Regions from separate parts of the Homo sapiens genome. Here region 1 is linked to region 2. The links are chromatin contacts, found by Hi-C in ENCODE. All regions are on one chromosome and are shown on one strand. The core of a region is the stretch at or near the end of the contact, and the rest is flanking DNA. Distances in the headings are between cores, read along the strand shown.

Region 1 (6,873 bases), core at 2,889-5,388, 580 kb before region 2:
CGGGCCAGGTCTCTTTGTAGGCCACCACGGAGAGAGAAAAGCATCTTGAGAATCCTAATGGGAACCAATGAAGAAATGAGTATCATATTTATATATCTGCTATAACTCACTTTCTAATGAACAAAGTCGCTTACTTTGAAAAGTGATTTCTCTCTTGTGTATGGCTCGGGAGGAGGGTCTAAGGTGGGCCTCGCTACTCCAGTGCCTCCGGAGCCCAGGGAAGCTCACCTCAGGCAGCCTGCAGAGGCTCTCCCCTTCTAGAAGGCCCAGCAAGCGCCCCGTTTCCCACAGACGGTTCCCACCTGGGGATGTTGAACCAGTCTCACCAGATCTGCTTACACGGAGGAGCTGCACATCGAACATGCTAAAAACTGCGTTATGTTTTTTAAAAACCCAACAAACTCTAAAATGTTAGCTGTGGGCTGAAACACTGACTGGACTAAACAAAGCCTGGCAATGGGCCAGATCTGGTCAGCTAGGTCTCCCAGCTCAGCAATCTGGCTTAAAGGAGCACCGGGTAAGGGTTCTTTATTTCCTGCTGAATCTGACTTAAGTGTAAAATCGAGCAGGGATCCCCAAACCTTCCTCTCACACCACAGCTGTAGGGCACACTGAACTTTATTCTGTTCAGTAGAAAATGAAATGAACAAACTATAAAATGTAGCTCCTTAGATTTGTTTATAATACAGATTCAATATTTAATAATACTTTTGTTTTCCTAGTTTTCTGAAATTCTTCATATACGAAATGTAAACCACAAAGGGAATATGATTTTAAAACCGGAAACATATTTTCCACCCACCACCCCCCCAAATTTCATTAAACGCATAAAAGAAAATATCCTTTGTAAAATGGCTAATTACAAAATAATTAGTCACAGAGGTCCTGTATAACAGAAACGACAACAACTCTTAAGTTTCAGTCATCAAGAATCAAGGAACTTATTATTTGGGAAATAAAAATACCAGTTCACCTTAAAGTAAATTTTGGGTTAAAAGGAAAAAAAGATGGCCAAGCAAAGTCAAGTTATTACTTCAACCTTATGCCCTGTCCATCTTTTCAAATGTACTTCAGATAAAAACAAGCAACAAGAGCAGAATGTGCTATTGGTGGCCCTCCCTTGAATTCTTCTCTGAGCTGCCACCACTCCCGAGTCTCCCAGACTGACCTCTGAGTCAAGCCAGATGGGACTGAGAGAGATGTTAAGCAAGTGCTGAAAAGGTGACTTGAGTCTCTGGCAGCCGAGTCTGGAGCGAGTTTCTCTGCAAATTCTCTGGGGGTTGTTGCTTTCCAATTTCTCAGGAATGTTTAATTCTCCTCATCCCTTCACTGAATCTCTCTCTGGAGAGGTCAGGGAAGCCTGTGACATCCCCGGAGGGCACTGCCTAACTAAATTAGCATGAGATAACTTTGGACTCTCTCCCAAACATGAAAATACAAGGGAGAGAGTTTCATTAAAAACAGAATACTAGGTGATCCCAGTTAATCCCGGCTCTAAGCTGCTGTAGAATTGCTCAGTGTTTACATTTTGACTCTCTTCTCGGTGACAGTTCACCGACTATACTGCCAGCTATGTTATGCATACAGCTTGCCCTCAGCTGACCAAACCCTAGTTTCATAATAAAGGTAAAAAGTGGGTCTGGTGGTGTTAAAATAGGTATTTAGCCTGTATATGTTACTATATGAAGCAGAAGATCCAGAGGTAAAAATAAACATTTCAGTACTGAGGCCTTTAAATATCTTTTAAATCAGGAAACAGGAAACCTTAATAGGTAACATGAGTCATTAACCATATGAATGTGTGTAAACAGGGGAATATCTAATGTCACTTCAGTAAAGCATACAATGTCATAGAGACATGCTTTCTATTATATCCACAAATATTTGAAAGAATACATTGTAAATATTTAGAACGACAGTATAATCAATAGGATATGTTCAAAAAGTGCAAGGATGATGATTTCAGCATTTGCTTCTAAAAATTTAATTGGAAGAACAGCTCCAAAAAAGGGATCAATATTGCCAGCTACTACCAATATATGACAGATAAGATACTGAAGAATTCAAACTTGGGTACATACCTTAGAACTCCTGCTTCAACCAAGGAGGTACTACGTTTACTCATTCCTTCATGAATAAATGTTTCTTGTTAGTCACTGTCACATAATATACAGGTTGAGTACCCCAATCCAAAAATCTGAAATCTGAAATGTTCCAAAATCTGAACTTTTTGAGTGCTGACTTAACGTCCAAAGGACATGCTCATTGGAGCATTTCTGTTTTTGGATTTGGGATGTTCGACCAGTAAGTATAATGCAGATACTCCAAAACCCAAAACATTTCTGTTCCCAAGCATTTCAGATAAGGAATACTCAATCTATATATTTTGCTTTGATTTAAACATGTTTTTGTATCTTTTGAATATTCATAATTTGTAAAAACTGGCACTTCACAACTCCTATTTAACTACTGACATTTTACAGACTAAAAGAGTTATGCTTATATTTCTCATTTTTTGTGTGCTTATTCATTTTGAGTTCCTTTTAATATTCCTTCAATATTGTAAGAGATAAAAGATACAGAATAATATGCCCAGGAGAGGAAATAACAGCTTACTCTGTCTGATTATACTATATTCTACAGAGAGAAAAGTACTCAGTGATAAAAAATTATTCACTAGTATATTATAATTTAAGTTAGGTTATCTACTGATGTAATTCGTTCCTAGAAAAGTCCTTTATTTTGACTTGGTGATTCTGTGTGATCGACTTTCACTCAAGCTTCACGACAATAACTGACACTAATAGAACTGGGTTTACGGAGATAAAGAGGAAGCGGATCCTTCTCCCAGAAGCAACCAGTGTAACAGAAGGTATGCAGTCTAACTTGTGAGTAAACAGAATTCTGGAATGTCCAATACTGGGGTAACAAATTCTCTCAAAGCTGGAGGAAATAAAGAAAATGACACTTTAACCTGTGTCAAGCTACTTCTCAGCTAAAATCCAAGTTATATTCACACTGAAGCTATGAAAACACAAACAACCCAGGAAGCACAGGGATGGAATTGATTGGCATTCTGTAATTCCCTGCCTTCCCTTTTGCTAACCCCTCATGGGCATTTTCAAGGGGACTGGCAGGACTCAGTGAAATCCTCAGCCACTTAACGAGGCTATTAATTGGCCAGGAGGAAGACTGAAGCCCAAGCTTCGACCTCAATAGTTTAAAGCTCTAACAAACCAACATCAATTAGCACAGACACAAAATTTTGATATCCTTTAGGTAACACAGAGTTTAAATGTTTTTTATTTTTTATTTTTTTTTTTGAGACGGAGTCTTGCACTGTCACCCAGGCTGGAGTGCAGTGGCGTGATCTCCACAACCAAAAAATGCGTGATCTCTGCTCACTGCAACCTCCACCTCCCAGGTTCAAGTGATTCTCGTGCCTCAGCCTTCCAAGTAGCTGGGATTATGGGCGTGGACCACCAGGCCTGGCTAATTTTTGTATTTTTAGAGGAGATGGGGTTTTGCCATATTGGCCAGGCTGGTCCCAAACTCCTGACTCTAAGTGACCACCCGCCTCGGCCTCCCCGAGTGCTGGGATTACAGGTGTGAGCCACCGCACCCAGCCTAAATGTAACTTTCTAATGATTGATATCTTTTGTTATGAATGCTAACTAAAATCTTACAACATTTTGGGGTTCTCTGTTTAATTTTTAAAAGCACTTATTATTAACTTTACTTGAGTCATGGACTCCTTTGAGAATCTGATGAAAAATGAGGATATCTTCTTCCCTGAGAACTGCACACATGTGTGAGCCAACACACGAACACATTTTTACCTACGACTTGAGGAAATTCACAGACAGTTTTAGACCCTAGGTTAGGAAATTTGGATTTTCAGAGAGAAAGCCACAATTTCCAGTGATCTTTCACTCACTGATGCTTCAATTTTGCATGTGTTTACTGAAGACCACGCGTAAGGCACTGTACGTAAAGCTGTGTGGGACACAAGGAACTATCGAATCTTGTTGTGGCAGCGGAGAATCTGACCGTGGAGCACACATAGGGTGAAGCCACAGACACCATCAACGCGGCTGCTGCAGAGCGCCTCTGGGATGGCCGTTTCCTCCTTGGTGATTTGGAGTCCCTGCCATGACCCCACGGTGTGGGGAGTGAGACAATGAGAGTGAACAGTACTTGCTTTGTAAGTGGTAAACCACTGTGCAAGTGTTAGCTGTTGGTTTTATGAAGTCAAACTTGCTTTCCTGTTTTGAGAGCCAACCACTGAGTAGTAAACCAAAAATTTATACCAGGAAAGTGAAAGTGAGATGGCAGAAGATTAGTCAGAAACATCCAAAAGGGTCTTCTTAATGAGGATAGAAGATCACTTAATCAGGAGTCTGCATACCAAAAGCATCCAGTCAACTGTTCTGAAAAGGTATTTTAAAATGATGATCCAATAAGAAAGAAAACTGCCAAGGTAATAATTGAAGAGGCATTTGCCATTGCAGCATGGAGCTCTGACTGTGAGTTTATGAAAAGTGTTATTTAATTTCCATTTTCAGGCAGTCCCAGATATTTTTGATATATGTAAAATAATGAGCTATTCATGTCTTCATAGGATATATAAACAAACTAAAATTAAATAAATTAAATAAGTGAAATGTTTATAAGGCATAGTCACTTATTTCTTACACAGAATATGCTAAAATAGCCCCTCCCTGGTGTTAAAATATCAATATTCTTTTGGAGTGAAGCCATCTAAGCCTGAAAGTGTGATTAATCTGGAGCGTGTCAGCTTCCAGACAGTCAAACAAATCATATTCAGTTCCAGATGCATCCCACTGAGGATGGCTGTGCTGGGGGTTTCTTTGTCTTCTCTTCCTCCTCACTCTCTTCAACCTAACTTAGGATGCTGAAAGAAACCATGAGGAAGGCCTGGGCCTCAGACACACTCTGGTTTGAATCCCAGCTCTGCTACTTAATGACTGTGACGCTGGCAAGTCACCTCCGCTGTAAAATTATGATAACAATGCCTCCTTTGCAGGCCCAAACAAAATGCACAAGAAAAGGAGTGTGAAGTGCCTGGAACGGTGCCAAGCAAATAGTAGTGAGTCAATACAATGGTGGCTACAATAGTGTGCACTGATGATGCCATTTCCTCTGAGTAAATTGGATGCATGCATCCTACAGCTACACAGCACTGTCTGTTTTGCAAAACACCTTCATGCAGATGTCATTTGTTCCTCATGACACATTTCTGAGTTTTGTGCAAATCTTACTGTAACCTGTGAGATGTTCGCTGATCTGTCAAAGTCACACAGTGCAGAAATAAGAAGTGGTCCAACTGAAAGCTGGAGTTTGACAATATCTGATATGTCCAGCCAGAAAAGCATCCTACGTTATCAGCATCTATTGGTACAGTATGATGCTTAAGCTCAGCTCTATGAATACTGTAAAAATCCAAGAAGGGGAAGAAGAGAAGAGCTATCTGAGAAACACGAACATATATCTAGGAGGCAATCAGTCTCAGGAGAAACTTTAGAGTCTAAGAAAGAAAAGGAAGAGCAGGCAAAGAAGGTTTTTGTGTAATTTCCAACAGCAATAGAAAGAACAGCCCTGTGAGCGGAAACCTGTAGCCTTACTGAGGTCTGGGCTTACAGGGACTAGAAGAATGATATTTATGAAAACAGTACAATAATGTGTCCAAGTATACACTGCCCTTTTGTAATCTCCAAAATCTCATGCTATTTTCAGTTACTGTTACAAGGAAAATGAAGAAGGAGACAATGAATTGAAGACCATAATCAAAATCCAATGCATGAGCTCTCTCTTTTTTAACCCCTGAGGGTAGGACAAGGAAGGAATATGCTAAAGAAAAGAAAAAACATGTTTCTTATAATTGGAAAGTGCTTGTAGTATGTGTGGAGAAATTCTGATGCACATAATTTCCTGAGTCCTTTCTTTTAATCCCCAGAGAAAAACATGGCATACCCCCTCCATTTGAATCTGCACATAAAGAGAAAAGGCAAGTTTCAAATCCAAAAGGGGCCATTAAAGGATTTCACTGGGTACTGGAACTGCATCCAACAATGGTTAGACATTTTACAAATTCTACTTATTTCTTCAATTAAAGTAAAAAACGCTTGAACAGAGATGCAGAGGTCATCCACTGAAGTTTGGGGTGCAACATCATCTGCCATCATGTGCTGGATTATCTAGACTAGCAAAGCACGGGGGAGTATACGTTCGTGGGGACTGGCATATAAGAACTTTGAAAACCAGCTGATGACTGCAGACGAAGCCTGGCTGAAAAACTGGTCAGGGTTCGTGATGACACCAAACGTAAAAAACAAAAACAAGCATGGACTCAGGGTCGCTTCGCTTCCTCTCCACTGTTCTGTAGGTGGTGGCTTGTCAGCAACAACTAGTTTCTAGAAAGAGAGTTTTATTGAAAATACTACCTCTGTGTTCCTGTTTAATATTCCTCATGCTTAAGCTGAAATGGATGTTTCAGAGCAAAATAGCAGTTAACTGTCATTAGCTGGAACCAATATTGTAAAATCATATTCTTACTTTGTGAATGACAGAGCCTGCTAATCCCTATTTGCAAACATGAGGCTCAAATGGCAGGGTTAAAGCAAACTGCAAGGACAGAGGAGGCTCTTGGCAAGGAGGGTTTAGACTAACTCACTGGATGATGAAAAAAGGCAGCAGAAATTCAAGGGGAAAAACAGAGCATGGCCTTTACATTTTATATGCATTCAAGGCAGTTAGAAAATGCACAGAGGGTCCTCTTTTTTTTTTTTTTTTAACTTTAAGAGAAGTCTACTATTTGAGAGCAATATCTATATTATTTGGGTTCTCCAAGGT
Region 2 (6,448 bases), core at 3,276-5,775:
TTTTCAATTTTACTTTTTATTTTAGATTCGGGGGCACAGGTGCAGGTTTGTTACAAGGGTATATTGTGTGATGCTGAGGTTTGGGCTTCTAATGATCCCATTGCCCGAGTAGCAGACATAGTACCCGATGAGTAGTTTTTCAGCCCATGCCCCCAGCTTCCTTCCTTTTGGAGTCCCCAGTGTCTATTTTTCCCGTCTTCATGTCCTTTTGTGGTGAAGCTAAACATTGGTTTAGCCTATAAGTGAGAACAGGCCGGGTGTGGCGGCTCATGCCTATAATCCCAGCACTTTGGGAGGCCAAGGTGGGAGGACCACTTGAGCCCAGGAGTTTGAGACTAGCCTGGGCAACATGGCAAGACACTGTCTCTACAAAATTTTTAAAAAATTACCTGGGCATGGTGGCATACACCTGTAGTCCAAGCAACTTTGGAGGCTGAGGTGGGAGGATTGCTTGATCCTGAGAGATTGAGGCTGCAGTGAGCTGTGATCACACCACTGCACCGCAGCCTGGGCTGGGCTTTTGAGACAGAGCAAGACCCTGTCTCAAAAGAAAAAAAAAAGAAGTGAGAACATGAAGTATTTGGTTTTCTGTTTCTGTGTCAATTCGCTTAGGATAATGGCCTCCAGCTGCATCCATGTTGCTTCAGGGGACGTGTTCATTCTTTTTTGTGACTTTGTAGTACTCCGTGGTGTATAAGTTTGATATTTTTTCGTTCTTATTTATTTATTTATTTATTTGAGAGGAGTCTCGCCCTGTCGCCCAGGCTGGAGTGCAGTGGTGTGATCTCGGCTTCACTGCAGGCTCCACTTCCCAGGTTCATGCCATTCTCTTGCCTCAGCCTCCCGAGTAGCTAGGATTACAGGCGCCCGCCACCACGCCCGGCTAATTTTTTTGTGTTTTTTAAAAGAGACGGGGTTTCACCCTGTTAGCCAGGATGGTCTCGATCTCCTGACCTCGTGATCCACCCGCCTCGGCCTCCCAAAGTGCTGGGATTACAGGCGTGAGCCACCGCGCCCGGCTGACATTTTCTTTATCCAATCTACTATTGATAGTCACCTGGGTTGTTTCTATGTCTTTGCTGTTGAGAACAGTGCTGTGATAAACATACAAGGGCAGGTGTCTTTTGTGATTTATTTTCCTTTGGGTGTATACCCAGTCATGGGGTTGCTGGGTTGAATGGTAATTCTATTTTTGCTTCTTTGAGAAATCTCCAAACTGTTTTCCACAGGGGCTGAACTAATTTGCATTCCCACCAGCAGTGTATAAGCATGCCCTTTTCTCTGCAGCCTCACCGGCATCTGTTATTTTTTTGACGTTTTAACCATAGCCATTCTGACTGGTGTGAGATGGTGTCTCATTGTGGTTTTGACCTGCATTTCTCTGGTGATCAGTGATGCTGAGCATTTCTTCACGTGTTTGTTGGCCGTATGTATGGAGACTGACGTTTATGTTGGATGACAATTATGGGGAAAAAACTCACCAGGACTACGTAATATAATCTTCCTTCTGTGTAGAAAGAGGCATTTCCTATGTCCCCAGACCATCACACTGACTCTACAAGATTGGGTTCTCTTGTCGTTATGGTGCTACAGGGCAGGATGTCCAACTCTGACACTCAAGGGAGATCAGGTGCGTTATAGGTAGTGTGGTTTAGTAGAGTGAAAACTATCCAAGTCACCTGGAATCCAGACATGAAGCCATCTTGATAGAGGGCCCAAGGGTAATCCACTTCAGTAGCCAGGAACCTGTTGAGCAAATGCCAGCTTGTGATAAAAATTTATTGTATGGATCACAGTGTCCCATAAAGTAGAGACTCTAAATGTTAAAAACAACATTGGCTGCTTGACTTGATTAGAACGCAGCAGTTTGAGATGTTTAAATGTGAAGGGCGAGAGGCTTGGCTTCCTATGTTTAAGGAGTTGATCTCGTGATGTTTGGAGAGCCCAGCTTTGAGATGCCTGGTCTCTCCTGATGCTTCCCTTTGATTCCACAAAAGGGAGGGCCCGGTGGCTGCTGAATGGTACAGTCTGAGGCGATGACAGAGGCTGCAGGTCTCTGCCAGCATTGGAGACCCTCAGACACAGTGTGGCTGGTGACCACTGGAGGAGGCAGGGTTCAGGTTCCTGGGCATCTGCAGGCCAGCTCTCAAACCCCCACCCACCTCCCACTTCCCCCCGAACCCCCGGCTCTCCACAGCTTGCACCTATCCTATCTGGAGTAGTAGTGAGAGTTGTATCCCTTAATTCCCATTTTTATTGGGTTTCTGGACAATGCTGGAAAGCATTCAAAATAGCTCATATTTTACTCTTACCTTGTGAGTCTAAGTAAAGACCCATTCATTTCAAGAAAAATAACTTGCTTTTGGTTCTGTCCCTGGAGCTAGAAAGTTTGCTGTTAAGTAGATTGATTACGCATCAGCCTGGAATAGCTAGTTCCTTGCTGTGTGGCCTTGGGCAAGCCACTCAAGTGCTCTGGGCTGTCATTTACTCACCTGTGAACTAAGAGGGCTGAACTGGATGATATTGAAGGTCCCTATTAGCTCTAAGTCAGGGCCCAGCATGCAGGCATATCAAGTTTCTTTTCTTCATTTTCAAAAAGTAAGCTTCTGAGAATATTTTTGACCATATTGCAAAGTCAAATAATTATTGAGTGAGTCTGTTATTTCATGCCATTCCTTTTCTACTAGCTAATCTAGTTTGCAAAATACCCTATGCTGCTGGTGAAAGGAAAAAAAAAAACAAAGTGTGAACCCAAAACTCATGATTCATTCTAAGTTAGTTCAACAGATTAGTTCCTCATTCTCTCAGATCTCCAGGGAAGAGACATCAACACCAGCCCATCGCTGATACCCTTTGTCCTGGCCTCCGGAGCGCTCCCTGCACAGTCCCAAGTCTGCAAGAAGGGGGATCTTTTCTTGAAAACCTACAGTGCTAATAATTGTCAAAAATATATAAATTCTAAATTTAAAATTTAAGGTATTGGTGCCTATGAAATGTCCCCAACACAAAGAAATGATAAATGTTTGAGATGATGGAAATGCTGATTACCCTGATCTGATCACTCACTTTATATGTATTGAAACATCATTATGAACTCCATGAATATGTATAATTGTTATTAGTCAGTTAAAACAAATAAAACTAAAAATGTTTAACGATAAGAAGAAAAAAATGTTGTGTTGTCAACACTAAGTTTTAAAACACGCTATAAGGTGGTTACTGAAAATTGCCTGCTGTGCTTGGTATGTTGTGCACAGCATTATGGTTATTTATTTGGGGGTGTTTCTGGTTGTCTTCTCTTGCCCCTGTCGCCACACACAGCCCATTGTGCAGCATTATGAGTGTCTCTTGGGCCAAATTTTCTGATCTCAGGTCCAGGATTTTTATTTCTTAGTGATAATAGTATGCATTTTTAAAAAGTATAAATGATTAGTATCAAATTCTAATATGTAGCTTTAAATTGGAAAATTTTTAACTAGAAAAATTTTAACATCATATACAGGCTAGAGTCTTTTTTTCTGCCAGTCTTTGTGGATTTTACTGGAAAAATATACATACATCCCATGATAGAATTTATTCTCTAGAAGATGATTGGCAAACTTTGGCCTGCAAGGCCAAATCTGTCCTTCCTCTGCATCTGGTACTACTCTTGAGTTAAGAATGGCTTTTACGTTTTTAAGTGGTTATGTAGGTGCCCACGTAATAGTCTCGACTTTACCTCTTGGTCCCCAAAGCCTGAAATATTTATGATCTGATCTTTTAAGAAAAATTTGCCAACTCTATTCTACAGAAAAGGAATGAACAACTAACTCAGCAATGCATATGGAGAGGAGAGGAGCATGTAAGTAAACCTGAGAACTTTGGTAATAAAGAAAGAGAAAATTTTATTCAGATTATACAGAAGTATTTACATTTATAAATGCCTCTTTGACAATATGATCGGTTTCAGTTTATCTTGTTGGCATGATTCAAAGCCCTGGTGTCAGAGATTGTTCCATTAAGTAGGCAGATTACACACACACACACAGATAAGGACATATCAAGTAAAAGCACAATTAAAGAGAAGTTCGTGGGAAGATCCTGATTTGCATACCCAGAGTGGGTCTGTATACACATTAATCTGACAGCGGCCTGGACGATTTTAATGTTTCTAACTCCGAATATAAACTTGTGTTTCTCTCATGCAGATGTTGCCCTTTCTTCTGCTTATAGGAAAATTCCCATGTAGTTTCAAAGCCCTGTCATGGGCAAGGTAAACAGTGGTGCTAGCTGTGAACAGATAAAATGTATATCCATCGATTAACTAAGCCTTGGAAATGAAACACGTCCTGTCTCTTGAATGCTGTACACAGAGCCAAGAGAAATAGACGGATCATCAGGCTTTACAAAGGGAGTTCACAGTAGTCGCTGATATGAGGGAATAATATCTTTGAAAGTTTCAAAACACAGATAAGATGAACTCATTTGTATTTCTTGGGAAATACTCTTCTGAAACAATGAGAAGCTCTTGCCAGGTTTAGGCTGTTCTGGTATGCAGTCAACACCGCCACCAGCTGGCCTAATTGAGAAAGACTATTTGTGCCTAAATTTCTCTTACAGAAACTATGTGATAAAAATAAAACACCTGGCAGAAGGACGCAAAGCTCTATCATTTCAAAATTCAGTTTTTTTCCTGTTTTGTGAAATGGCTTTCACAGAAATGTGCCTTTAGGTGTGACTGTTATCTTTTGATAGGAGTGAATACGTATTGGTATCATATGCAGCTACAAACCATTTCCAATATACGTATAAAATAATGGGAATTATGGATCTTTGTGGTGCTAATAATTACGTTTGTAAATACCCTGGTTTCCATTTTTTTGTCTTTCCATTTTCAAAATATGTGTATAGTGGAGACAAAGGAGAAGAGGGTGAACCTTACATTAACCGATTATATCTCATGCTGGCAGGCATTCGTGAAATGTTTGGTGAAAGGGAAGTTTAAAATTACTGATTAAAGTGAGGGTCTGTGTTTACTAAAGCATTGTACTTTAAAGCCATTCTTCATTGATATAGAACATTTCAATGGCGTTCTGTTGATTTAATCGTAAAGGTTCTGATGTTTATATCTGCTTATACTCTTCTACTGCAAACATTCACTTCCCAACAAATTTATTCGAACCACACATTACATTTTGGGAAGTTATGTTAACCAAATATTGTTGCTGCTATCTCTGTAATATGACTGCATTTAACTTTACTTTTGAATTTGTTTTTGAAGAGAGTACTTGCAGACAATGGGAGCTGCCTGGAAGAAATACATATAAGCAACATTTGTGTAATGGGCTAAATCCTTTGAAAAGCAGTGGTGGAGGTGGTAGTGGAGGGGTAGGATTGATTTAGGGAAGTCTACGTGTGTGTTAGCTGAAATATCTAAATCTGAAAGCAATGATAATACCATATGTAAAATTTCCAATGCATGTAACTTGAAGTATAGTATATATGCCCAAAGACATACTTTATTCTTTGACAGATTTCTAAGATTTCTAGTGAAAAATGAAATTAAAAACCCCGAGCAACAACAACAACAGCAACAATCTAAGAGAAATATGACATTAAAAACCCATTGATCGTAGTTTTAGACTTTAAAATGACTTGTAATATTAAAAGCTGGGACAGAGAACAAAAAGTGTGTCTGTATTAACACACAAATCAAATATTTTGGTTAAAACCATATTTTGGTTCCTATTCTTAAGGCAACACAACTTATTTTCAGCAATTCCGTCTTCTTGGACTCTAAGCAAGTTTTAAGACTCTTGGAGAATAGCCCAGGGTTTCTTACTTAGTGGTTAAAGTCTATTTGGAGTGCTTGGCACTTGTAATACTTTAAACATTAGTTTAAACTACTCCTCGCTGAAATGATGCTGTTGGCTTTTTGAACTGGGAGACGCCATAACCACCACCTGATCCAACCCTCTTTTTGGGGGGAAATGGAGGCCCTGTGTAGCCAAGGAAGTCATCTCAGTATCAAAATGTGTTTCTGAGTTAGGACGAGGACGTACGTTAGAGTAAGCAGTGGGTGTACTTCCTAATTGAATGAGTATTCTCATGAAGCACTAACTAAACTTTTTTCTTGACTGTTGTTCACACATTCATTGTTCCACTTTGGGTCTACTATGTCTTAAAACAATCTTTTGGGTCTATACATTTAAAAAATTTATAGTATGTGATGATGCATGTTATATGTATTGATGCATGAGATATGCCAAACAAATCAATAGCATCCATGTGATTTAAAAATTAGCGTCTTCATTAAAAGATGAGTTCACAGTTAGACTTTAGCACTCCACGCAACTACTAGATCTGCTTAAGGACAGTGAGAACATGTGGCTGCTGCTGAGTGAGAAAGAAGAGGGAAACTGTTGACAACTACTTATACTTTCATTACTATCCTTCATAGACATATTGA

Evidence for each region. A loop is a pair of places that touch in the nucleus more often than their neighbours do. Pooled maps may share reads with other maps.
Region 1: a pooled map shows a loop between it and region 2 (2.6-fold over the local background). The contact joins two enhancer-like sites. A Hi-C loop is called at or near these places in 1 of 168 maps with a recorded cell type or tissue (endothelial cell of umbilical vein), 2 of 37 single-sample maps with no recorded cell type and 7 of 50 pooled maps.

The regions. Positions count from the first base shown.
Region 1 is chr6:1,766,398-1,773,270 of GRCh38, forward strand. All of the region lies in intron 7 of GMDS (GDP-mannose 4,6-dehydratase), which reads right to left. Among named protein-coding and RNA genes, the nearest start is that of FOXC1, 160 kb to the left of the region's middle. Within about 2 kb of position 4,139, at least 4 of the 41 ENCODE cell types and tissues checked have a DNase peak (open chromatin) inside an H3K27ac peak, as active enhancers do.
Region 2 is chr6:2,349,531-2,355,978 of GRCh38, forward strand. All of the region lies in intron 4 of GMDS-DT (GMDS divergent transcript), which reads left to right. Among named protein-coding and RNA genes, the nearest start is that of GMDS-DT, 110 kb to the left of the region's middle. Within about 2 kb of position 4,526, at least 2 of the 41 ENCODE cell types and tissues checked have a DNase peak (open chromatin) inside an H3K27ac peak, as active enhancers do.